2 separate regions of the Homo sapiens genome follow, and region 2 is linked to region 1. Evidence: chromatin loops called from intact Hi-C (ENCODE). Cell type or tissue: ovary. All regions are shown on one strand. Links, peaks and the distances in the headings refer to the core of each region. The heading gives the core; the rest is flanking DNA. Region 1 holds the start of ZP2 (zona pellucida glycoprotein 2). Region 2 overlaps CRYM (crystallin mu).

What was found. Peaks named below come from ENCODE experiments on the same cell type or tissue, not always from the same donor. Only the 100,000 strongest peaks of a DNase experiment are listed, where the experiment ranks them.
Region 2: a loop joins it to region 1, with 2.3 times the contacts of the local background. A loop is called at or near these places in 7 of 110 quality-filtered maps.

What each region holds. Positions count from the first base shown.
Region 1 is chr16:21,207,986-21,220,009 of GRCh38, forward strand. It overlaps ZP2 (zona pellucida glycoprotein 2), which reads right to left and starts at 3,589. Exons shown (of 19, transcript NM_001376232.1): 1 at 3,501-3,589; 2 at 3,322-3,410; 3 at 2,124-2,207; 4 at 1,646-1,740. The coding sequence starts at 3,562. In ovary, for the core only: no CTCF peak of the experiment used is centred there; no DNase peak of the experiment used is centred there.
Region 2 is chr16:21,259,748-21,271,771 of GRCh38, forward strand. It overlaps CRYM (crystallin mu), which reads right to left. Exons shown (of 8, transcript NM_001376256.1): 4 at 10,043-10,144; 5 at 7,807-7,990; 6 at 2,290-2,411; 7 at 1,507-1,591. Among named protein-coding and RNA genes, the nearest start is that of CRYM, 13 kb to the right of the region's middle. RefSeq lists an enhancer at 4,275-4,334. In ovary, for the core only: no CTCF peak of the experiment used is centred there; a DNase peak (open chromatin) is centred at 4,631.

The DNA of each region.
Region 1 (12,024 bases), core at 4,339-9,338:
GAGGTGGGAGGATCCCTTGAGGCCAGAAGTTTGAGGCCAGCCTGGACAACATGGTGAAATCCCCATTTTGACAAGACAAAGATTAGACAGGCATAGTGTTGCATGCCTGTAGCCCCAACTAGTTGGGAGGCTGAGACGGGAGAATCCCTTGAGCCCAGCAGTTCTAGGCTGCAGTGAGCCATGATTGCAGCCACTACTTTCCAGCCTGGGCTACAGAGCAAGCCTGCCTCAGAAAGAGACCATGGACTGCGTTTGGCCATCCACAGGTTATGGCTTGCAGACCCTTAGTCTAAGGGAATGCGACTCCAAGACCTCTAATGTTGAGAAGGTCTGTTTTAGAAGGAAATTATCAGGTTTTTCATGAAGGACCTATGATTACTTCATTGATTGATCACAGAGGGCTTTAGGGGACCAGATGACTTACAGTTCAAGCCTGTTTACAGAGTAGGGTCTAAGACTGTATCTGTACAAAGCTTAGACTGCTGACCACCTGCATCGTAATCAGATGGTATAGACTGTTAGATATGCAGATTCCCAGAACTCACCCCAGGCCTATGTCCAACTAGTCAAACCCAAACTTTCCAAATTACAACTTGCTAGCTTCTGCTTAGACAGGTTGCTTTTATTGCTCCTAATATTCCTGATTGGGCAATACTGTTGCTTGGCAATAGAAAAACCCTTACTGCTTAGCTGCTGTTTGCCTTTTAACACCTGTTTCTATAGGTCAGATTTCTATTTGCTAGCACCAAAATAGCCTTCCATCTCATGTTGGGGTTCACAGATCAAAATAGCTCGTGTTTCATCACTTGTTGTATCCAGGTTCTGCACCAGGTCTTAATCTGTAGAACATCATTAGTCTTCATTACCCCCATGGAGCAGGCACCATTACTCTCATCTTCTAATGGGCAAACAGGCTTGAAAGGGCTCACTTGGTGGAAATTACACCTGATTAGTGGTAGAGCCAGGGCTCAAGGGCTCAAGTACTTGAATGCCAGGGTTTCTCATCCTCAACACTGACATCTCAGTCCTGGTAATTCTGTGTTATGGGGAGGAGACTTGGGTAATGTTGGTTGTCTGCCAGCATCTTTGGCTTGTATCCATTAGATGCCAGTAGTAGCTCTTCTACCTTCAGTTGTGATAACCAAAGATGTTTCTAGATGTTGTCAAATGTCCCCTGGACAGATTCCCCCCACCCTCCTCCAGACAGTTTTGCTCTTGTTGCCCAGGCTGGAGGGCAATGGAGCAATCTCAGCTCACTGCAAACCTCTGTCCCCTGGGTTTAAGCGATTCTCCTGCCTCAGCCTCACAAGTAGCTGGGATTACAGGTGTGTGCTACCACACCCAGCTAGTTTTTTGTATTTTTAGTAGGGATGGGGTTTCACCATGTTGGCCAGGCTGGTCTCAAACTTCTGACCTCAGGTGATCCACCCGTCTCAGCCTCCTAAAGTGCAGAGATTATAGGCGTGAGCCATCACACCTGGCCTAGACAGATTATAATAGAAAAGAAGAGCCACACACGAGACACCACCCCCTTGGTTGAGAGCCACTGCTTTACTCCAAAGAGAAAGTTCTTAGCCAAGTTTACTGCCAGTAACTCTTAGGTTACTACGTACTTCCCCAAGAACTGCTCAAAGCAATGACTTACCACTCTCCTGGTACAGTTATCATAGGTAGCCCTCAGGGTGAGCTTTTCTGGGTCCAGGATGTAAGTGCAGTTCGGCATGTCGAGACCAAGAGGATCTGCCAAGGCCAGAGCAGGTTAGACAGGATGGCTGAGTACATTTCAGTGACAGTCCAAAGCTATAGAGTCAAGACCACCAGTCCATTTCTAAGGTACTTCAGTCCCTTCACTTCCGCCCCAACTCAGTGATAGAACTTGAGCTTTGAGATGGTATGACTTGCAGCCAGAGGCTTCCCAGAGATGCTGGCATAAGACACACTTTCGAAGACAGACAGGTCTTCCATGCTGGGTGGCTTCATGCAAATCAGGTATCCCCATGGCATCATGGGAGTTGGATGCCGTTGCTGCAGGAGTTTGGGTACTCTGCTCCCCAAACAGGATTGACCTAAGCCAAAGGCTGTCTGCTAATCAGGACTATGAGGAGATAACACACGTTACCTACCCACCACAGATGCATGCCATTTCTTGGTGCCAGGACTGCTTGGGAACTCCACTGTTATTTCCCTTTCATCGCAAGTGACAGTGCCTAAGGAGCAAAGGAAGCATTTGGGGGCTTTGAGTCATGAGTGATGCAACTCCTACAAAAGTGTATAGACTCCTCTCAGATGGGAGGGATTCCAGATGAGGGAGGCAAGAATCGTCCCCTACCCTGGGAGAGCTCACAAACAAGTGACCAAGACAACAATACAATATGCCAAGAACTGTAAGGAAAATATCAGGTACCCAGGGCTTTTGAAGTGTTCCAGTAAGAAGCCCAGGTTAGGGTTGACAAGCAGGTCTGTAGGAGCCAGGTCAACACCTTGACAGTGGAGCAGATGGAGGCAGGCCCGAAAAACTGACAAAAGCTTTGTCAACAGGTTTTGCAAATTGATGTTAAACAAAGTCCTGGGTAAGTCCCAGGACTTTTATTTATTTATTTATTTATTTTGAGACGGAGTCTCTCTGTCACCCAGGCTGGAGTGCAGTGGCACGATCTCAACCCACCTCAACCTCCGCCTCCCAGGTTCAAGCGATTCTCCTGCCTCAGCCTCCCAAGTAGCTGGGATTACATGTGCCCACCACCACACCCAGCTAGTTTTTGTATTTTTGGTAGAGATGGGGTTTCACCACATTGGCCAGGCTGGTCTCAAACTCCTGAGCTCAGGTGATCTGCCCGCCTTGGCTTCCCAAAGTTCTGGGATTACAGGCGTGAGCCCCGGCGCCTGGCTGCATTTTTTTTTTTTTTTTTAAAGATCAAGTTTTGCCCATCATCTGCTACTCTGCAGCCTCTGGCTCAGGTGAACGTCAAGTGAGCAGCTCCAGTTTTGCTTGTTATGTCGATGTTTTCCTTAAGCATGAGTTTGTGTTTGAAGATTGCTGCTCCTAAAGATGAGGGCTTAGTGTGGTGGTTTGCTGTTCTGTGGATACCATAAAGCTTGAGGCAGTGAGGGATTGGAAGGCAGTGCAAGTGTTTGAGTTTTCATTTAGCAGGTATAGTGAGTCTACAGGTTAGCAGAAGAAAGATCCAGTAACCTGACCAAGGTAATAAAGGGGGTGAATGGAGGTTGTCTGAGCCAGGCCTGTGTTTCTTGGCCAGCTAGGCCTTCCAGCTGCAACCTGTTTTCTCTGCTAAGAAGACTTCTGTCACCCAAGAGACATACCTGGAAAGGCAGGATTTACCAACTGAGAAACATCTATGGAGTTCCCTGAAGTCACAAGGGCGAAGAAGAGAGAAATCGACCTGTAGGTGCTGGAAAGAGACAGGGAGATAGTCAAGGAAGAATGGACTTTAACAAACAAAGCTACCATACCCCCTCCCTCCACTTCCAGAATTACTCACCTCCAGCCTGCATTGAACCAGCCTGAGGGACTCCAAGAGCCTCCTCTCTGCCTGCACGCCATAGCAGAAGACACTACCAGATCAACCAGGTAGAGGGTAGGCTGCTCTGTGTTTTTATAGCAGGAAGCCAGCCGCATCCACACCCTCTCCCCATTGGGGGCACCTGAATCTTGTCCCATTCTCCCAGCTGAAACGGAAGGATTGGGGAAGGAAGTGGCCTCTGATTCCTGACAGCTTGCGCCGGGTATTCTGCCAGCTGCCCTGTGGGCCAGGCATGAAATCAGAGTTTGCTGAAATCAGCTCCAGGTGAGTGAATTGGTGTTTTCCCTATAACTATGGGGGAAATTAGGATCTTTTGGGCAAATTATTTACAACTGCAATGTAGAGCCAAAGAGAATCATGGGCTTTATTGAGAAAAAAACAAGTCTTGTTCACACCACTACATTTTTTTTTTTTTTTTGAGATTCAGTTTCACTCTGTCACCCAGGCTGGAGTGCACTGGTGCAATCTCGGCTCACTGCAACCTCTGCCTCCTGGGTTCAAGCAATTCTCCTGCCTCAGCCTCCTGAGTAGCTGGGATTACAGGTGCACGCCACCACACCTGGCTAATTTTTGTATTTTGAGTAAAGATTGGGTTTCACCGTGTTGGTCAGGGTGGTCTCGAACTCCTGACCTAGGTGATCCACGTGCCTCGGCCTCCCAAAGTGCTGGGATTACAGGCGTGAGCCATTGCACCTACCCTAAAACCTTTTAAGTAACATCTAGTCTTCTGGCTACTGCAGAAGTTACCCTGATAATGCACAGGAAGTGTCTTTAAAAAAATGAATGAAGCCTTGTTGACCCCCAAGTGTAAAAGCTTAAGCTTACCGCAAAGATACAATTTCAGAAGGATACAGAGAAAAGGCAAAAGTCACTCATAATAGTGCCACTGCTAATATTTAGGTGAGTAACTTTAGACATGTTTCTACAAACACCACACACAATTTTTTTAAAACACTGGGAGGAAAGTTTAAATACTGTTTTGTAATCTGCTACTGTCACTTTATAACTATTAAACATAAAGCTCTCTGTTACCATTTTAGGGTGGCATAATATTCAATTTGAGATAAATCTGTGTTTATATAATTTCCTTAATTATGAGCATAAGGTGGCTTGTAATTTTTCATCATTATAAGCAGTAACATGATGAGCATTCTGATACATATCCTTGGGTAACCCTCAAGATAAATTCCTCAAAGTAAAACTTCTGGGTAAAAGGGAGTAGTGATCTAATAAGAATGTTATATTGTTGTAAAGCACTTGGAAGTTTCCCAGTGGGGAAACTGAGGCAAGGCAACTTGCCCCAACAATGTCAGGGACCAGGTGGAGAACTCAGATTTCCTGAGGCCTGATGGTTGTGTTTTTTCAACATCTCTCACACTCTTTGAGATAACTAGATGTCTGCAGCCCATGTTCCAAAATAGGTGGATATAAGGCTTAGACTCCATTCAAGTGGTGGGTGACACTTGCAATTATTAGGCTGGTGCAAAAGTGATTGCAGTTTTTGCCGCTACTTTTATGTATGTATGTATGTATTTGAGATGGAGTCTTGCTCTGTTGCCCAGGTGGGAGTGCAGTGGCGCAATCTTGGCTCACTGCAACCTCTGCCTCCTGGATTCAAGCGATTCTCCTGCCTCAGCCTCCCGGGTAGCTGGGATTACAGGCGCCCACCACCAAGCCCAGCTAATTTTTGTATTTTTGGTAGAGACAGGGTTTCACCATGTTGGCCAGGCTGGTCTCGAACTCCTGGCCTCAAGTGATCCAACCGTGTCAGCCTCCCAAAGTGCTGGGATTACAGGCGTGAGCCACTGTGCCCGGCCCTTTGCCACTAATTTTAATGGCAAAAACTGCAATTATTTTTGCATCATCCTAAACTGTATTGATTCATGTGTTGCCTTTGAGGTGTAACCTGAGGCATCTGAAATAACATTGGAGATTAACTGTTTCCCTGACTTCCTTGATCAAAAGGATCACATGGAGCTCTCATTAATATCACAGATTCCAGGGTCCCACCCAAAAGCTGCTGAATTAGACTCTCCAGAAGATGTGCCTGGGAAATATTTACTTAACGAGCACCACAGGTGATTCTTATAATCAGGAAAACCTGGAAAATACTTGGAGGGAGCGAGGCGAGAAAATCTGTGGTGGCCAGTGGTTAACCTCCTTACGGGAATTGAGTAGATTACATCCCAGCGGAATTGGGAAGAAGGAGCAAAATACAGATAAGTTTTTGGGGATAGAGATGGTAAAAGGATTTCATTTTATAGCCAAAGCATGATAGCAATAGTTTCTCCTTCTATGCATATTTTTCTGAAAAGTGGCACCTTTTCTACAAATATAATTTATTGCCACAATGGTTAAGACTATGATAAGACATTAGAGGAAAAAGGAGCATAGACGTGAGACTCAGAGCCCTATTGAGAAGGTGGTCAGAGAAGTGATGGGTTAATGTGCTTATTCAGCCTCCCTCAGACCCCACCTCCCTTCCCACCGCGCTACTCACTCCCCTCGAGATGGTGTCTTTCTCCAGAGCGGGAAGTTTTTGCCTTGGAAAGGGCAGCTTTGGTCAGAGCCCCCAAATTTGGGGTTTCTAAAAGGTTAAGGGGCAGCACAGAGACCCCAAGCAGGAGATGTGGTGAGAAAGCCCGCTGTGGGCTGGTGAAGCTGGTATGTGCACCAGAGATTAATTTTGTTTGTCTCACCTAACCCAGACCTGTGGTGTGCTGGGGACAGCCACCGAACAAATGGCTCTGGGCCCAGGAGCATCCATGTCTAGGATTCTGCTCCGGAAAAGCAGGAAGCTACCATCTGTTCAGCAACTGACTTTGAACACAGGAAGAAATAGCTGCTCCGTAAAACAGTGTCTCCTATCAGGAGGTAGGAAAAACTAAAGTTATTACAAAAATGATTCTTAACATTCTGTTCTCACTTATAAGTGGGAGCTGAACAATGAGAACACATGGACACAGGGAGGGGAACATCACACACTGGGTCCTGGTGACAGGGGTTGGGGGGTGGGGGCAGGGAGAGCATCAAGATAAATAGCTAATGCATGCGGGGCTCAATACCTAGGTGATGGGTTGATAGGTGCAGCAAACCACCATGGCACACGTTTACCTATGTAACAAAGCTGCATGTCCTGTACATGTATCCTGGAAATTAAAATTAAATTTAAAAAAATATTGCGCTAAATAGGCCCGGTGCAGTGGCTCACGCCTGTAATCCCAGCACTTTGGGAGGCTGAGGCGGGTGGATCACCAGAGGTCAGGAGTTTGAGACCAGCCTAGCCAACATGGTGAAACCCTGTCTCTACCAAAAATATTAGCTGGGCATGGCGGCACACACCTGTAAATCCTGCTACTCGGGAGGCTGAGGCAGGAGAATCGCTTGAACCCAGGAGGCAGAGGTTGCAGTGAGCCAAGATTGTGCCACTGCACTCCAGCCTGGGCAACAAGAGTGAAACTCTGTCTCAAAAAAAAAAAAAAAAAAAAGGCAGTAAACAAACAGCAGACCTCGTTCAAATATATGTGTTCCACACTCTTTTCAATGAACCTCTTAAAGTTTGCTGATTTATTATTACAAGGTGTTCCTTCTCCTCTTCTCTGCCCTGGGTTCTATGTATCATGAAACCATTTCTCTCTTGCTAATCACAAGGCATTTCTTGACGGGGTTCTCATACATAAAAGAAAGACTATAGTTTTGTTGTTGCCTCATTTGGGCAGATGTCTTCCTTTCTGAAGTGTGGTTCTTATAAATGACAGTTTATAATTCTTAAATTCTGAATCTGCTGCCCTTGTTTTCCACAACAATTATAAAAGTATTTATAAAAGACAACCTAAATATCACCATCTAGAGATGGTTGGATAAACTATGGAATACTCTTCAGCTACTGCAAATGATTCTATGAGTTCGTTCAGATCTGTGAGTACTGACATGAAAGATGTCTGCAATAAAACTGGAATTTCAGGGCTATATATCTACTATGCTTTCATGTTTTGCTTTAATAGGAAAATGAAAAACCTGTCGACCTAAAGGAAGGAGAAGAGAATATAGTTTTAAAGAGTTTACTTGAGGCAAAGTGTGGACAGCTGCCCAGGAAACACTTCCAAGTTGCCTTGGTGAGTTCTCCACTTTTGTCACAAGTGGGTGTTTTTTTTGTTTTGTTTTTTGTTTTTTTTAGACAGAGTCTTGCTCTGTCGCCCAGACTGGAGTGCAGTCGCACGATCTCAGCTCACTGCAAGCTCCGCCTCCCAGGTTCACGCTATTCTCCTGCCTCAGCCTCCCGAGTAGCTGGGACTACAGGCGCCCACCACCACGCCCAGCTAATTTTTTGTATTTTTAGTAGAGATGGGGTTTCACCGTGTTAGCCAGGATGGTCTTGATCTCCTGAACTCATGATCCACCTGCCTCAGCCTCCCAAAGTGCTGGGATTACAGGCGCCCACCACCATTCCTGGCTAATTTTTTGTATTTTTAGTAGAGACGGGGTTTCACCATGTTAGCCAGAATGGTCTCCTAACCTCGTGATCCGCCCACCTTGGCCTCCCAAAGTGCTGGGATTAGTGGCTGATACAGTGTTTCTTGACTCATTGATTTACAGAAATAACACTGATTAGCTGGGTACAGTGGCTCACACCTGTAGTCACAGTGACTCAGGAGGCTGAGGTGGGAGGATAGCTTGAGCCCAGGACTTTTAAGGCAGTCTGGGCAGCATAGCAAGATCCCATCTCAAAAAAAAAAAAAAAACACTGATTAGTGATTGGCTATACATTGTTGAACTATAGGGTATGATTAATGGCGTCCAGCATATGGTATGAGTTATGATGTCCAGTGTATGGCATAGTTAGGTTAATTTTATGGCTACTTGGTGTCAGTCTAGAGCCCACATATCAAGTAGCTCCAAGAGATAATTACTGAGCCCGAGGGAGTGAGGTGTGACTGCTGTCACGTTTCAATGCCTCTCTGGGCCTGATAATTTAAAGGGACTTGCATTCTTCAGATAAAAAGTTTCTTTTCTTTCTCAAACTTATGTGTATATTTATACTTTATGTGTCTGCATGTGGGTCTATACATATGTATTTGGATTACAAGTCAAGAAAGTTGTCCCAGAGAATCGACAGCATCATCCAGGAAAGGAGAGGGTTGCCAGGGTCCGGGGAGTCCACGTGGCTGTGCTGGGCATTTGCGACCATTGTCTATTCTGACTTGTTCGTGCTTTTGCTGTATGGGTTTTAAATACATTGAATATCATCACCGGGAATAGGATTAAGGAGATGGGAGGGTTGGAGCACAGAAAACAATTCCCCAAATGTGCCTGGGCATGCCAAGTGCTTTGGAAAATTAAAAGGCTTCAGAAATAAGCCTCAGAATCAAGGTCTCTCTATCCTTGCCTTGTTCCCTTTCCACCCCCAAAGTACAGGAAGGAACTCTCTCTGGGGAAAAAAAAAAGAAAGCTCCTTCTTTTTTTTTTTTTTTTTTTTGGCAGGGCTTTGGTCTTGTTGCGCAGGCTGGAGTGCAATGGCATGATCTGGGCTCACTGCAACCTCCACCTCCCAGGTTCAAGTGATTCTCCTGCCTCAGCCTCTCAAGTAGCTGGGATTACAGGTGCACGCCAGCAACCATGGCTAATTATTTTTTTTTTCTTGTATTTTTAGTAGAGACAGGGTTTCACCATGACGGTCAGGCTGGTCTCAAACTCCTGACCTCAAATGATCCACCTGCCTTGGCCTCCCAAAGTGCTGAGATTACAGGCATGAGCCACTGGGCCCAGCCAAGGCAGCTTCTTAACAGAAGAAACACTATTGCCTTCTATCCCCTCCCTGAAATCTCATTATCTATAGCAGGAAAGGAGACTAAGGAATGTAACCACACATGGACAGACTTTTCCACAAGATAATGTCAGCCTCTGAAGCTCAGTCAAATTCCAAAGATAATTATGTACAAGTTAATTTCTCTCTCCCTGGTCTGTTCATTCTCCCTGATAATCATTATTGCCCCTCAAGAGAATTGTCTACAGTCCCCATCTCCTCCCTCCCCTATGAAAAACTGTATATACAGCCAGGCACGGTGGCTCACACCTGTAATCCCAGCACTTTGGGAAGCCGAGGCAGGTGGATCACCTGAGGTCAGGAGTTTGAGACCAGCCTGGCCAACATGGCGAAACCCTGTCTCTACTAAAAATATAAAAAATTAGCCAGGCATGGTGGTGTGTGCCTGTAATCCCAGCTACGCAGGAGTCTGAGGCAGGAGAATCGCTTGAACCCGGCGGGCAGAGGCTGTAGTGAGCCGAGATTGCACCACTACACTCCAGCCTGGGCAACAGAGCAAGACTCCATCTCAAAAAAAAAAAAAAAAGAAAACCCACCGTATATATGCATCTGTGCCCCACTGAGGGTTTAGGGGCAATTACTCTGTGATTCCCACCTTCCCCTGCACATTAATAATTTTGTATGAATTTTTCTCTTATTCATCTGCCTTTGGTCAGTTTATTTTCAGTGAACTTTCAGAGTGCAAAGGTGGGAGTTTTCTTCCTTCAGCCCTTAAAGAATAAGTAACTCCTGCCTTTCTGACTTTGAGGGAGAAGAAAAGGAAAAATCATTTGGGATAAACAGGCTGCACCTGCACACAGATAAGCAACTTTGTCTAATTAGCGAGCTCCTAGGAAAAAGTTTCCTCCCCTTTTCAGACATATCCATGGTGGGAACTTACACAGGGAGGAGGGGGGCTTACCTAAAACAAACCCGCAGTTATCAAAACAAGAGACGCAGGCTTTGTGCTTGCCTAGATACATGCCCACAGTTGCGTAAGATACCGGGAGTTGCACAGACAGCTTTACTGATGAGAAGTTACTCAAACTGCTAGAGATGAGAGAGGAGTTTCTTAAAAAAGCTTTTGAATTCAGCTGTAACCTGGCAATCCACTTGGACTCCCCTCTCTGCTGCAGAGAATTTTTTTCTTTCACTTATTACTATTCTTTTTTGAGACGGAGTTTCGCTCTTGTTGCCCAGGCTGGAGTGCAATGGTGTGATCTCGGGTCACTGCAAACTCTGCCTCCTGGATTCAAGAGATTCTCCTGCCTCAGCCTCCCAAGTAACTGGGATTACAGGCATGCCCCACCACACTCGGCTAATTTTGTATTTTTAGTAGAGATGGGGTTTCATCATATTGGCCAGACTGGTCTCAAATTCCTGACCTCAGGTGATCCACCCACCTCGGCCTCTCAAACTGGTGGGATTAGAGGTGTGAGCCACCACACCTGGCCTCTTTCCCTCATTAAACTTTCACTCCAACCCACCTTTGTGTCCATGTTCCTTAATTTTCTAGGAGGTAGGACAAAGAACCCAGGGTACTAGTTCAGACAATGAGAAAGTCTACATTAAGGTGCATTGGTGAGGTTCCAACAACTTTATTCCCTCTGTTTTGGTTGAATTGTTTTAGTGATAAAATAACCAATTAAATAATTATAGACTGGGCATGGTGGCTCACGCCTATAATCCCAGCACTTTGGGAGGCTGAGGCTAGAAGATAACTTGAGGCCAGGAATTCAAAACCACCTTCGACAGCATGGCAGGACCCTGTCTCTTAAAAATTTATTTAGTTAGTTAGTTTTAGTTTTTTGAGACAGAGTCTCACTCTGTCACCCATGCTGGAGTCCAGTGGTACCATCTGTGCTCCCTGCAACCTCTGCCTCCCAGGTTCAAGCTATTCTTATGACTCAGCCTCCCCAGCAGCTGGGACTACAGGCGTGTGCCACCACACCTGGCTACTTTTTGTATTTTTAGTAGAGATGGGGTTTCATCATGTTGGCCAGGCTGGTCCTGAACTCTTGACCTCAGGTGATCCATCCGCCTTGGCCTCCCAAAGTGCTGGGATTACAAGTGTGAGCCACCGTGCCTGGACAAAAAAAAATTTTTTTTAATAATAATTTTGACTGATTTCTGAGTGAGCTACCTAAGTTACAGAGTCTAAGGCTCAAGGATGAAAACTCAGTAGTATAAAGGTAAAAAGGCGAAATGAATGGATCCGGAACTTGAGGCTTTGAAACAAAGTCCAACTCCCTATGGTAAAATGAAGATATTAAGAGGTTTAATATCTAAAGAGGTTTAGTGACTTGCTCCAGGTCATTTACCAAGTTAGTAGCAGATAGAGCTCCAGTGAGAAACCAGGTCTCCTGATGCCTCTCCCTGCCCTTTCTAATTCATTTCAATTTTCTCTCTCTCGCTGTGTGTGTGTGTCTGTGCATGCGGGGGTGTTTTAAAACTCTGTGCTTCTCTTGCAGTTCACTTGTCTTTTAAAAGTACAAGATGACATTAATTAGAATTTTAGCAGTATAAGATAAATAATATAAAAACTTCTCCCAGTTATGCTAATGCAGCTCAAAATAGCTTTCAAATATCAAATATGAATTTAACTTGGAAAAATAAGATAGACTATGTCAATGAGAATGTTCTCGAACATCATATGGTAGTTCCTTTACCAATCTAATA
Region 2 (12,024 bases), core at 1,990-6,989, 49 kb after region 1:
CTTTGATATCTCCCCTTTGTCTTGTAATTTTGGTAGATACCTTAACCTCTGCACCCAGCACAGATAATTAGGTGCTTGATACGCATCTGTTAGATGAAACAATGCACCAATAAACTGATCCCCAAAAGTAAGAAAGCAAAAATTGCCAAAAAGGACAGAACAAGTTTCTGCAGCATTTTGGCTCCTTAAGTAAGGGCTGGCTGACCTCTGATCTGCCATGACCTTTGAAGTTTTCAGACAAAACTGGATCCATGTGATGTCTTTGAACCAGGCTCCAGATAAAATTGTATTGCCTTTGTCTTCCAGTGCATGAGAGATTTTAAAGACATTTACCAACCTGCAAGGCATGGATACTTAACCAATGGCATGGGCTCTGGGTGGCCAGAGCGCTCCTGATGCTCTGCCAGGCATTTACTCTTTTGCTGCTTGATCACGAAGTATGGAAGGTCATGAGAGGGGGACAGAGGGCACTCTCGAGGGGCTCAGGATAGCAACTGTTTACCAACCAGTTTGGGAGTATTTCAGTGTTTTAGGTGTATCAGCTCTGTTCCCATGTACTTTATTTATTTATTTTTTGAGATGGAGTCTTGCTCTGTTGCCCAGGCTGGAGTGCACGATGTCAGCTCACTACAACCTCCACCTTCCGGGTTCAAGTGATTCTCCTGCCTCAACCTCCCAAGTAGCTGGGATTGCAGATGTGCACCACCACGCCTGGCTAATTTTTGTATTTTTAGTAGAGATGGAGTTTCACCATGTTGGCCAGGCTGGTCTCAAACTCCTTAGCTCAAGTGATCTGCCCACCTTGGCCTCCCAAAGTGTTGGGATTACAGGCGTGAGCCACCGAGCTCAGCCTGTTCCCATGTACTTCTGTTTCCTTCAATCTCATAGGGTGGAAGAGGACCTGGGGCAAGGGACAGACTGGCCACTGGGAGCCCACCCTTTGTTGGGCTTCTATAAGGTACCCCATACAACTCAGGTGGTAGGGGGCTCCCCATGGAAGCCCTCCTCAAAGCAGCAAGTGGGAGAGTAGGGAAGGAGGGAATGAACAGGGCTTAGGCTATACTTTCCATCTGACTCTTTCAGGTTGGGTCTCTGCCATTTCCCTTAAGGTTCCTGTCTTTTAACATCTTTGTCCCCTGCCCCCTCCACCTCTGAAGGGTACCTTCTGAATTTCATCAAGATCTGCACCGAACTGATTCATTTTATATGCAAATCCCACCTAATCCTCAATGGTAACAGGTGGTGAGGAAACTGAGGCCTACAGAGGTCAGATCACTTGCCTAAGGACACCTGCCTTTGAGTGGCGGGGAAGGGACTCTGACCCAGGACTGCTCAGTTCCAGAGTTCATGGGCTTAGCACTAGGCTAAACCATGTAAATAATTGACCTGAATGATGGAGCACAATGATTCAGCTGCAGAGTCTGGTGACTCATTGCTCTTTCCACCAATGGGTGAACCTGCCTTGTGCGCTAGTTGGATTTGTGCCCAGGGAGCAATGGATCTTACCCAAAGACTTGAACACGGTGGTCTTCTCACAGTGGGCTGGTTTCACTCCCTTAATCACTTCTCCCAGCTCAGCAAAGATCTCGGCCTAGGAAACAAACATACGCTGACCCAGGCATGAAGCTAAAGTCTGTGCAGGGTTGGCTTTTGAAGCCAGCCCAGGGAATTCCTGAATTGGATAAGAGATAAATTTGATTAAAAAAAAAAAAAAAAAGAGAGAGATCCTTTGTACACTGAATGATATTAGGGAGGAGGCTGGCCCCGAAATCCTTTTGGGGTGGCATTTGCTTTTGTGATACCATAAACACAGAGATTCGAGTTGGTGCTCAGGGAGCTGTCCTGCCAAGATCATTGTGTCAGTGAGGAAATAGACATGCTGTTATCTGAACATGCATGCCAGCAGCTCCCTTCTTGTTTTATGCTGATTATAACCGTAAAATGAGGCCAGAAGGTGGGCAACACAGTCTTATCATGTTGGCCACATTGGGAAGGTTTCCAGGCTGCAAGAAGCTTCCAATCCCACTTCTTTAGAGGACAGCCCAGCAAAAAAATAAAATCCACTGAGCTTCTCCTTCCAGGAACACACATGTCACCACCCATAATGCCCATATTTTTCTGGAATGGAATTAAAGAGGGTTGCAAAATGTTTAGGAGCTCCTTCCCCTACAAGGAGGTGGGGTGGCTGAGGTCTGGAGCAGACCAAACTGGAAGGGAAGTTAATGAAACCCTGGGATCCAGGTGAGGCCAGCCAGGTGGCAGCCCTGACTGGGGTCAGAAGGGCCTCACCCCTGACAGCAGGACATCTCCAGACTCCTTCAGGGCAGCCTCCTGGGAATCCACGTACAGCACAGCTTCTTTCATGAGCTCATCATCCAGTTCTCTCCAGTCAGGTCTGCTGGCTCCAACAGCTAAGAGACAGCAAAACAGACCTTAAGCCCAGGATTAGTGCCAAAGGCTGCTAAGAAGCCCAAAGCACAGGAGAGAGGTGAACAAAGGACTCGTGAACACACTCAGATTCAAAATACCCCCTCATTCCCCAGGCCATGCTCTCCCAATCAGTAGGACGAAATACTTATTAAGAAATAGGCCAGGTGTGGTGGCTCACACCTGTAATCCCAGCACTTTGGGAGGCTGAGGCAGGCAGATCACTTGAAGCCAGGAGTTTGAGACTAGCCTGGCCAACATGGTGAAACCCTGTGTCTACTAAAAATACAAAAAATTATCCAGGCGTGGTGGCTCACACCTGTAGTCTTTGCTACTCTGGAGGCTGAGGCATGAGAATTGCTTAAACCTGGGAGGCGGAGGTTGCAGTGAGCCAAGATCATGCCACTGCACTCCAGCCTGGGCAACAGAGTGAGGCTCCATCTCAAAAAAACAAACAAACAAACAAAAAAAACTACCTACCATTTTGCCTTTCTATTCTATATCCCACCTCATTGCTAAAAGATTTTGAGACGACATAGCATTCATTTACAGGGTGTCTACTCTCTGTGGGATGTTTTGCACGTACTATTTATGGTTCTCGCAAGTACATTTCAAAGTCTGGTTCTCACTTAACAGATGCACGAATGGAGGCTCAAAGAAGTGAAGGTGTTTGCCAAGGTTAAGGATCTGATGGGTGAATCCAGGTCTGAGAGAGCACCTAGGCGCTCACACCTCTTCTGCTTAACAGGAACACCTTCCTCACAAAAATCCCGAAACAGAGACATCACTTGGTGCTTATTCACACCTCACTCTCCTCTTGATCTCCATCATTCCCATTCCTCACCCTCAACCAGTTCTTTTAATATCTATTTTTTTCTTTTTGGAGAGAGGGTCTCACTCTGTTGCCCAGGCTGGAGTGTAGTGGTGCAATCAGAACTCACCACAGGCTGGGTGCAGTGGCTCATGCCTGTAATCCTAACACTCTGGAAGGCTGAGGTGGGTGGTTCACTTGAGGTCAGGAGTTCAAGACCAGCCTGGCCAACATGGTGAAACCCTGTCTCTACTGAAATACAAAAATTATCTGGGCATGGTAGCACACGCCTGTAATCCCAGCTACCTGGGAGGCTGAGGCAGGAGAATCTCTTGAACCTGGGAGTTGGAGGTTGCAGCGAGCCAAGACTGCGCCACTGTGCTCCAAACCAGGCGACAGAGTGAGACTCCATCTCAAAAAACAAACAAACAAAAACTCACCACAGCCTCAAACTCCTGAGCTCAAGTGATCCTCCCGCCTCAGCCTCCCAAACTGTTGGGACCACAGACGCCTGCCACTATGCCCCTTTCCCTCTCCTCACCCCCGGTTCTCTCTTAACTCATGACAAAAGAAAAAAAACAACAACAACAAAAACTCAGTGTCAGGGTCATGGAGAAGTCTCGTCAGAAAGAAAACTGGCTCCGTCCTGGCCCTGAACTGTCACATCCTCTATGGAGTCCAGGACCAGAATGATGAATCCAAGGTGTCACGCCCCCTGGCACCAGGACACAGGAGAATGCAGAGGCTGCCACCAAATGCCTGCAAGGCCAGGGAGGTAATGAAAATGAACAAAGCTGGTCAGAGGGACTGGATTAGATGTGGTGGAGACTGAGGGGCGGGGAAGCCAGCAGGCCCTTCCGAAGGGGACAGTCATTGTTCAGCTCCAGCTAATCATTACCACGTGTGAATGTAGATCCACTGTTACCAGATATGCCCCAGTTGTTTTCTTAGAAGAGAAACAGGAAATCTATTTGCATATGTCACTCCTTGAGTTTTAGATTACTCTATGGTCCAAACCAAACACATCTGCTGGCTGGATCCAGCCCCTGGCTGGCTAGTCTTTGAAAACTGCTATAAAGCCTTATACAAATATAAGACAGCATTTATATGCCTTCTTCCACTGCCGCCCCGTTTTCTCCCTTTGTTCCCTCCCGTTCTGTTCTCCCTCATTCTAATTTCCAAAGAGAGTTGTGTAAAAATGTCCATCTTGAAGGTTGTTTGTGCGGAGAGTTCTATAGAACAAAAGCACTAGCTTAAGGAAGCTTGTAAATAAATCATAAGCTGGTGGGAACAAAACCCCCGTTTCTCAGGCCACTCCTTCTCACTGGACTATTTCCCCTGCACAACCACTGCTTATGAGCCGGGCGAGTTCTCAAAGGGTTGTGTGAGGTCACTCAGGCGGATGGAGGTGGGCCAGGCAGTAAAGAGAGAGAAGCCTGACTCAAACAAGGCTCTGGCTTGGTTGTGATGGGGCTAAATGAGTGAGGGTCGCAGACAGGCTTGACAGGGTGTGGGGGCAGGAGGAGGGAGGCATGGGGCAGGGTGGAACTGGGCCTGTCCCTCCGCTGAGCTGTAAACTAAGTAAAATCTGTTGTTGGTATTTCCCTGTTGTCTGCGCTTGTGACACATTTTTCTTAAATGTATGTGTTGCCTCTGTGAACACATAAACCAATTTTGTCCCTGGGCCAGGAAAACAGAAGAGATGCCTTGACTCAAAATCAAGTCAGCCCTTCCTGGAGAATGATTCCAAGTGAGAGAGGGATCCAACATAAGGGAGATTGTCTGTGGCTGGATGTGAGGATGGAGAGTCCATATGGTGGGAAATTTGGGTCATCTCTGGGAGCTGAGAATGGCCCCAAGGAAAGGGGCTCCCCCCATCCTCCAGTGTAAGGAACTGAATCCTGCCACACCATGGGAGCCTGGAAGAGGACCCCCGAGCATGAGATGAGATTGCAGCCCGGATGTTGCCCAATTTCTTTTTTGTGAGACTTTGCACAGAGGATCCAGCTACCCACACCCAGTCTCCTGAACCACGGGAACTGTGAGATGATAATAATGTGTTGTTTTAAGCTGAAAAAAAAATCAAGTCCATCTTTCTGAAGATGCAGCCTTGGAAACCCATTTCACCATGAACTGGTTCCTTTTGATTTCCCAGGTCCTTCCAGAAATGGTCTTATTGTCCATAAACTCAGCCCTGACTTACCTCTTACCCATTCCCTGGACCCAGTCTGACCACCAGTCCCATGCAGCCTGAGACTTTCAAATTACTTTGATCCATTCCTCAAACACGCCATGTTCGCTTCCACACTCAAGGCCTTTGCATCTGCTGTGCCCTCTACCCTGAATGCCTTTCCTTCAGCTCTTGGCATGGCTGCTCTTCCTCCTCATTCAGGTCACAGCTCAAAAAACACATCTTAGAGAGCTTCTCAGATAACCCTATTGAAAACACCTCTCTCTGCTTCTACCTTCCACCTCCACCACCAGCCTCTATCACCCAGGGCCTTGTTCTTTCCGGTCTCATCTTTAGCCAGAACGATCTAGTTCCTCTATGTGTTTGTTTGTTGTCTATCTCTCCTCACTGAAATTAACCACCATGAAACCAGTGACCTTGACTGCCTGGTTATTGTGGCATCCCTGGCATCTAGAATAGTGCCTGGCACACGGTAGAGATTCAGTCAGCATGTATGATTGAATGCGTCATCATTTGACTTGGCTCTCGCCGGCTCATCTGCCCACGTGTGCAAAGCTCTTAGCTTCTGAGTTCACACCATGTGCTTGTCACTAAAACACAGGGCACCAAGACCATCTTTAAATCCTCTAAAATTTGCCTGCTCTGCTCACCAGAATCCAGTCTTCCTGTTGGAAGGCAATCATGAGTATCATTTAAAGCTTGGACTCTGAGGATAGAGTGCCTCCGTTCAAATCCCAGCTCTGCCATCAAGAACCTCTGATTTTGGGCTTGGCACAGTGGCTCACGCCTGTAATCCCAGCACTTTGGGAGGCTGAGGCGGGTGGATCATTTGAGGTCAGGAGTTCGAGACCAGCCTGGACAATGTGGTGAAACCCCATCTCTACTAAAAATACAAAAAAATTAGCTGGCATGGTGGCGTGTGTCTGTAATCTCAGCTACTCGGCAGGCTGAGGCAGGAGAGTCACTTAACATGGGAGGTGGAGGTTGCAGTGAGCTGAGATCATGCCACTGCACTCCAGCCTGGGTGACAGAGTGAGACTCCATCTCAAACAAACAAACAAACAAACAAACAAAAACTTGTGACTTTGGAAAAGTTATATAATTTCTCCATGCCTTGGTTCATCCCCCTATAAAATGTTTATGATAATAGTTCCTGCCTCATAAGTTGGTTATAAGTATTAAATGACATTATACATAGAATAATGTCATTTAATATACAAAGAATTATACAAAGAATTCATGACAGCACCTGCAGTAGTATTAGATGTAGACCAGCTCTTGCTATAACACCCAGGGCCATCTGAAGGTCTACAGAGGCCCCAGGCACCCTCATGTCTAGAGCCCCCTCTCCTGCCCCTCATCCTATCACACATATTAAAAAGCATATACATGTCACATAAAAAATTACAGTACAAAAGAAATTTAAAGGTTTATAATTCTTAGTGTTAAGAAAAAGTGACTCATTTGGCCTTTCTGATTTAAATTTCATCACATTTTAGAATTGAGCTGTGAATTACCATTTGCCATAATTTTACATGTTATGGTCAGGCGTAGTGGCTCATACTTGTAATCAGTCGCAGCACTTTGGGAGGCTGAAGTGGGTAGAGTGCTTGAGGCCAGGAGTTCGAGACCAGCCTGGCCAACATGGTGAAACCTTGTCTCTACCAAAAATTACAAAAAATTAGCTGGGCATGGTGGCACATGCCTGTAGTCCCAGCTACTCGGGAGGCTGAAGTGGGAGAATCGCTTGAACCCAGGAGGCAGAGGTTGCAGTGAGCTGAGATCTCGCCACTGCACTCCAGCCTGAGCGACAGAGTGAGACCCTGTCCCAAAAAAAGAAAAAAAACTTACATTTTATAGAACATTAAATATTCTTTAGTTTCAGGTTTGTAATTTCCCTTTTACATTTCTTGGAGCAAATATTGTTTGTTTGTTTTTTAAGACAGAGTCTCTCTCTGTTGCCCAGGCTAAAGTGCAGTGGCACAATCTTGGCTCACTGCAACCTCTGCCTCCTGGGTTCAAGCCATTCTCATGCCTCAGCCTCATGAGTAGCTGGGACTACAGGTGCAAGCCACCATGCCTGGCTAACTTTTGTATTTTTAGTAGAGACGGGGTTTTGCCATGTTGACCAGGTTAGTCTTAAACTCCTGGCCTCAAGCAATCCACCTGCCTCAGTCTCCCAAAGTGCTGGGATTACAGGCATGAGCCACTGCACCCAGCCAAATATTGTTTTTTTCAATCTCACATGTTTTCAAGGCCCTTAAATAGCTTGGGCATTCTGCATGAATAAACTGGCTCTGCAAATGTAGTCGACTGGTCCCGTCTAGAGAGGAGCCTGGCCACCACCCATCATGCCTTATGGAGCCACTCTACTTACCATTGATGTGAGCCCCTGGCTTCACCCATTCACCAAACAAAATGGGCTCTGTTGCCAGGGTGACTGTGATGATCACATCTGCACCTGCCACAGCCTCCTGGACCGAAGAACAGACCCGTACCTCTCCTTGCACTGTGTCTGCAAACTTCTCTGCATTTTCTTTGGTGCGGTTCCATATCCTCACCTTCATTGGGAGTAACAAGAAGGATATTGGCGCCATTTTTTGGCTGCTTATGTTACACTGAGCCCAGGGATGCGGAGGGAAAGTTGAACTACTCTGGCATAGGGGTCAGTGGTTATCTAAATCACTCCTAAATCATTCCCCATGGAGAATGGACATTTGATCAGGGGTACAGCATTAACTTAGACACCTAGCCAGGTATTTGAAAATCAGCGTTCTCTACCACTTTCCCCTTTTAAAATGAGTGGAAGTATTTCACTTCTAGGCCAAGAGGCACAGCCTCAGTAACTTCATAGCTATTATATATTAATAGCATAATGATTAGCAGAGCAAGTTCTGGAGCCAGGTAGGCTTGGAACCAATCTCCACTCTGCTATTTCCTGAAATTGCTTCATGTCATTCAGCCTTAGTTTCCACATCTGTAAAATGGAAATATAACTGGCAAAGTCTGTGTGGAACTCACACTTTATGTCTGAGACCCCGTAAAGGAGTTGTAATGGGTGGGAGATTCATATGAAGGATTATTTATGATAATGTTTTTCATGGAATAACTTGATCGGTGAAGAATACTTAGGAAATTCAAGATCAGACGAGTTTGAAGGTAAATGGCATAGCCAATGAAAAGGCCAAGAATGGTAGCTACGGCTGGAATCCTGAAAGGTGCTGGGGTTGGAGGGTGGGGCAGCGGCCTCACCAGGAGCTGGGGACTTGCCGACTTGCTTGACAGGTTTCAATGTTTGGGTCAAGGGCTTGTCACCCGTCAACTGAAAATAAGGCCTACAGAATTTCTCATAAGGAAATATAATACATACGGAAACAAACTTTATGTCTAAGCAAGTTCACCAAGCAAGGTGAAAAACAGGACATTTTGCCCGGCCGGAAGTGCATGGTTAACCTCTTCACCCTTCTTGATAGAAGACTATGCAAATTTTATGCAAAAATTAGATAACCTGAAAAGTGATGTTAGAACATTCAGTAAGAGAGGATATAAAATGGTGCATATCTAACGTGACTAAAGCTATGTTATAAAAAGCTGAAGAGGGAAGATCAGAAAACATTAACTGTCTTTGAAAACAGATGAAAGGGCATTTTTCTTTTGTTTTCTTCCTTGTATTAAAAGTAATGGCAACTGGGCGCAGTGGTTCACGCCTGTAATCCCAGAACTTTGGGAGGACAAGGCAGGTGGATCACCTGAGGTCAGAAGTTCCAGACTAGCCTGGCCAACATGGTGAAACCCCATCTCTACTAAAAATACAAAAATTAGCCAGGTGTGGTAGTGGGCGCCTATAATCCAAGCTACTTGGGAGGCTGAGGCCCAAGAATCACTTGAACCCAGGAGATGGAGGTTGCAGTGAGCCGAGATTATGCCACTGCACTCCAGCCTGGGCGACAGCGCGAGACTCCATTTCAAAAAAAAAAAAAAAAAAAAAAGTCATGGCCAAAACTGCAATTACTTTTGCACTCACCTAATAGTCTATATTTCTCAAGGCAGTGGTTTTATTTTCATCATTAAATCATACTTTAAAACTGCTCCATCCCTTTCATACACACACATAAAATAACAATAGCATCAAAAATTCCCAGGGGGAAGCATGAGACGCAGTGGGGGGAAGGTGGACCAGTATGGAGACTGCAAAAGAGAGAGGCTGTGGCCTCCTGGTCTCCAGGTCTCATCCCACCCAGTTTCTTGATCCATAACCTTGAATACTTAAAAACTCTGGATTCTCCTAAGAAAAACATAATAGACAGGAGCTAAAAGGACAACTGAATGTATACAAGAGATATAATAGAATCTTTTAACCGAGTAAGCTTGCTGTATCCTCAGACAAATGCCCTCTGAACTGAGGACTGGAAACAGGTAATCAGATCTTCCCCTGACTCTTATCCTCCATCCCCTCCATCAGGGCTTCTGGGAAGTCATGAAGATACAAGAATGGTCTAGATGGGGCTCACAACTTAATTATTTCAGAATAACCTGTGGTGCAGTGAAGCAGTATAGACAGGTCAAGGACCACCCCCTTCCCTCTTCTCTCCCACCCCCACCCCTGGACTTACCTCCTTAAAGGAGAACTGCTCTGTGAAGATCTCATAATGGCTGTAGGCCTGGACCCCAGCCCCAAGGATGCACAGCACTTCACTGCTGGGAGGTTTCAGAAACTATATGAGAGAAATGAAGTGGCAAAGGTCAAGGGAGACCCTAGCAGACGGGTAAAAAACTAAGATGGTTTGAGTATCAGGTGACTTCTGCCCTCTCTTCTGCCTCCCTCAAGAGCTTGCAGGCAATCAAGAGAATTTCCTTTTGTGTCTAGTTTCCCCCGTATCAAGTGGGAAAAGAAGGAAGAAGGCTTCACTGAACAGCTAATGTATGCCAATGCTTTGCCCCCATGATCTCATTTAGTCTAGACATTGACCCTACGAGTTGGGGACTCCTACTATCTTCTTCTTACAGATGAAGAGACTGAGGTTGCCCTGGTAACAGAAAGGTGAACTTGCTCTGGGTCTTACAACTACTTTTTAAAATTATTTATTTATTTCTTTTTCTTTCTTTCTTTCTTTTCTTTTTTTTTGAGATGGAGTCTCGCTCTGTCGCCTAGGCTGGAGTGCAGTGGCACGATCTTGGCTCATTGCAACCTCTGCCTCCTGGGTTCCAGTGATTATCCTACCTCAGCCCCCCGTGGAGCTGGGATTATAGGTGTGCGCCACAACACCCAGCTAATTTTTGTATTTTCGATAGAGATGGGGTTTCACCATGTTGGCCAGGCTGGTCTCAAACTCCTGACCTCAGGTGATCTGTGCACCTCGGCCTCCCAAAGTACTGGGATTACAGACGTGAGCCACCGCACCTAGCCAGGTCTTACAACTATTGAAGGGCACAGTGTGGCTCTAAAGTCACGTCTTCCATACTCCAAAGCCCATGTCCTTTCTTCATATCTCAGGTACATGCTCAGCCATACCCACTTCTCAGAGCTCTGAGCTGCTTCTAAGAGCTGCCTGGATTCTGTGAGCCCTTCCTTCCCAGGGTTCTAGCTATATTCACTGGGCCAACTCTGTTGATCTTTTCACTGCCTCTGTCTTCCTCTAAAGACGAATGTAGAATTAGCATTTGTGGCATCTCCTGAGGGTGTCTGTGTTTGAGAGCAGGATTCTGTGATCAACTCACGTCCAGTGCCACCTCTCCAATGAAGCCTTTCTGACCTCCTTGATAGAATGCACCAGGCCATAGCACTTATTTGTTTGTAGATTTTCTTCTACAGGTCTTTAAGCCCCATGAGGACAGAGGTAGTCTTATTTGCACAGAACTGGTACATACCTACTATGACCTACAAGAGGTAGCACTGGGCTTCTCAACCTCGGTACTACTAACATTTGGGCTGGACAATTCTTTATTGGGGAGGGGCACCAACCTGTGTATTATAGGATGTGCAACAGTATCTCTGGTTTCTATCCATTAGATGTTAGTAGCATTTTCCACCCCTTCAAGTTGTGGGAACTAAAAACGTCTGCACACTCCTAAATGTCTCTGGAGCAGGTGGCAAACTCATGCTCAGTGGAGAACCACTGGCATAGAGGAAAGACATCACTTGGCCCTCGACACCATATGTATTAAATAAAACCCTCTTCTGCCTTTTCTCTATTCCATTTAGTAAACTTTGAGTTCCCTGTGGTCTGTTCTTTTATAAAATGCTACTCACTGGAATTTTGGAGTATAATATTTAAAAAGTGAAAAGTCTTCTTAACTACTAATTACTAGCAAAACAGCATCTCTGAAATATTAGGAATTAATTTTATCTCCTGCAGCTACCGAAGGAGAGATACCATTCTGTGCCATAAAATATAGTTTAACGTCTCTGATTTGAAAAGGTTTCAAAATGATAATATCCACAAGACTAGAAATCTTATGTTGCTGTCTGATAAGGATAATTAGATTTTTTTCCTTAATTGTTACCATTTTCTTCTGTTCTCAGTTAATATGAATCTATTCTTGAAAGTACAGGTGAGCTTCAGAAATTGTTACAGTATCCCATAAAAATAACCTT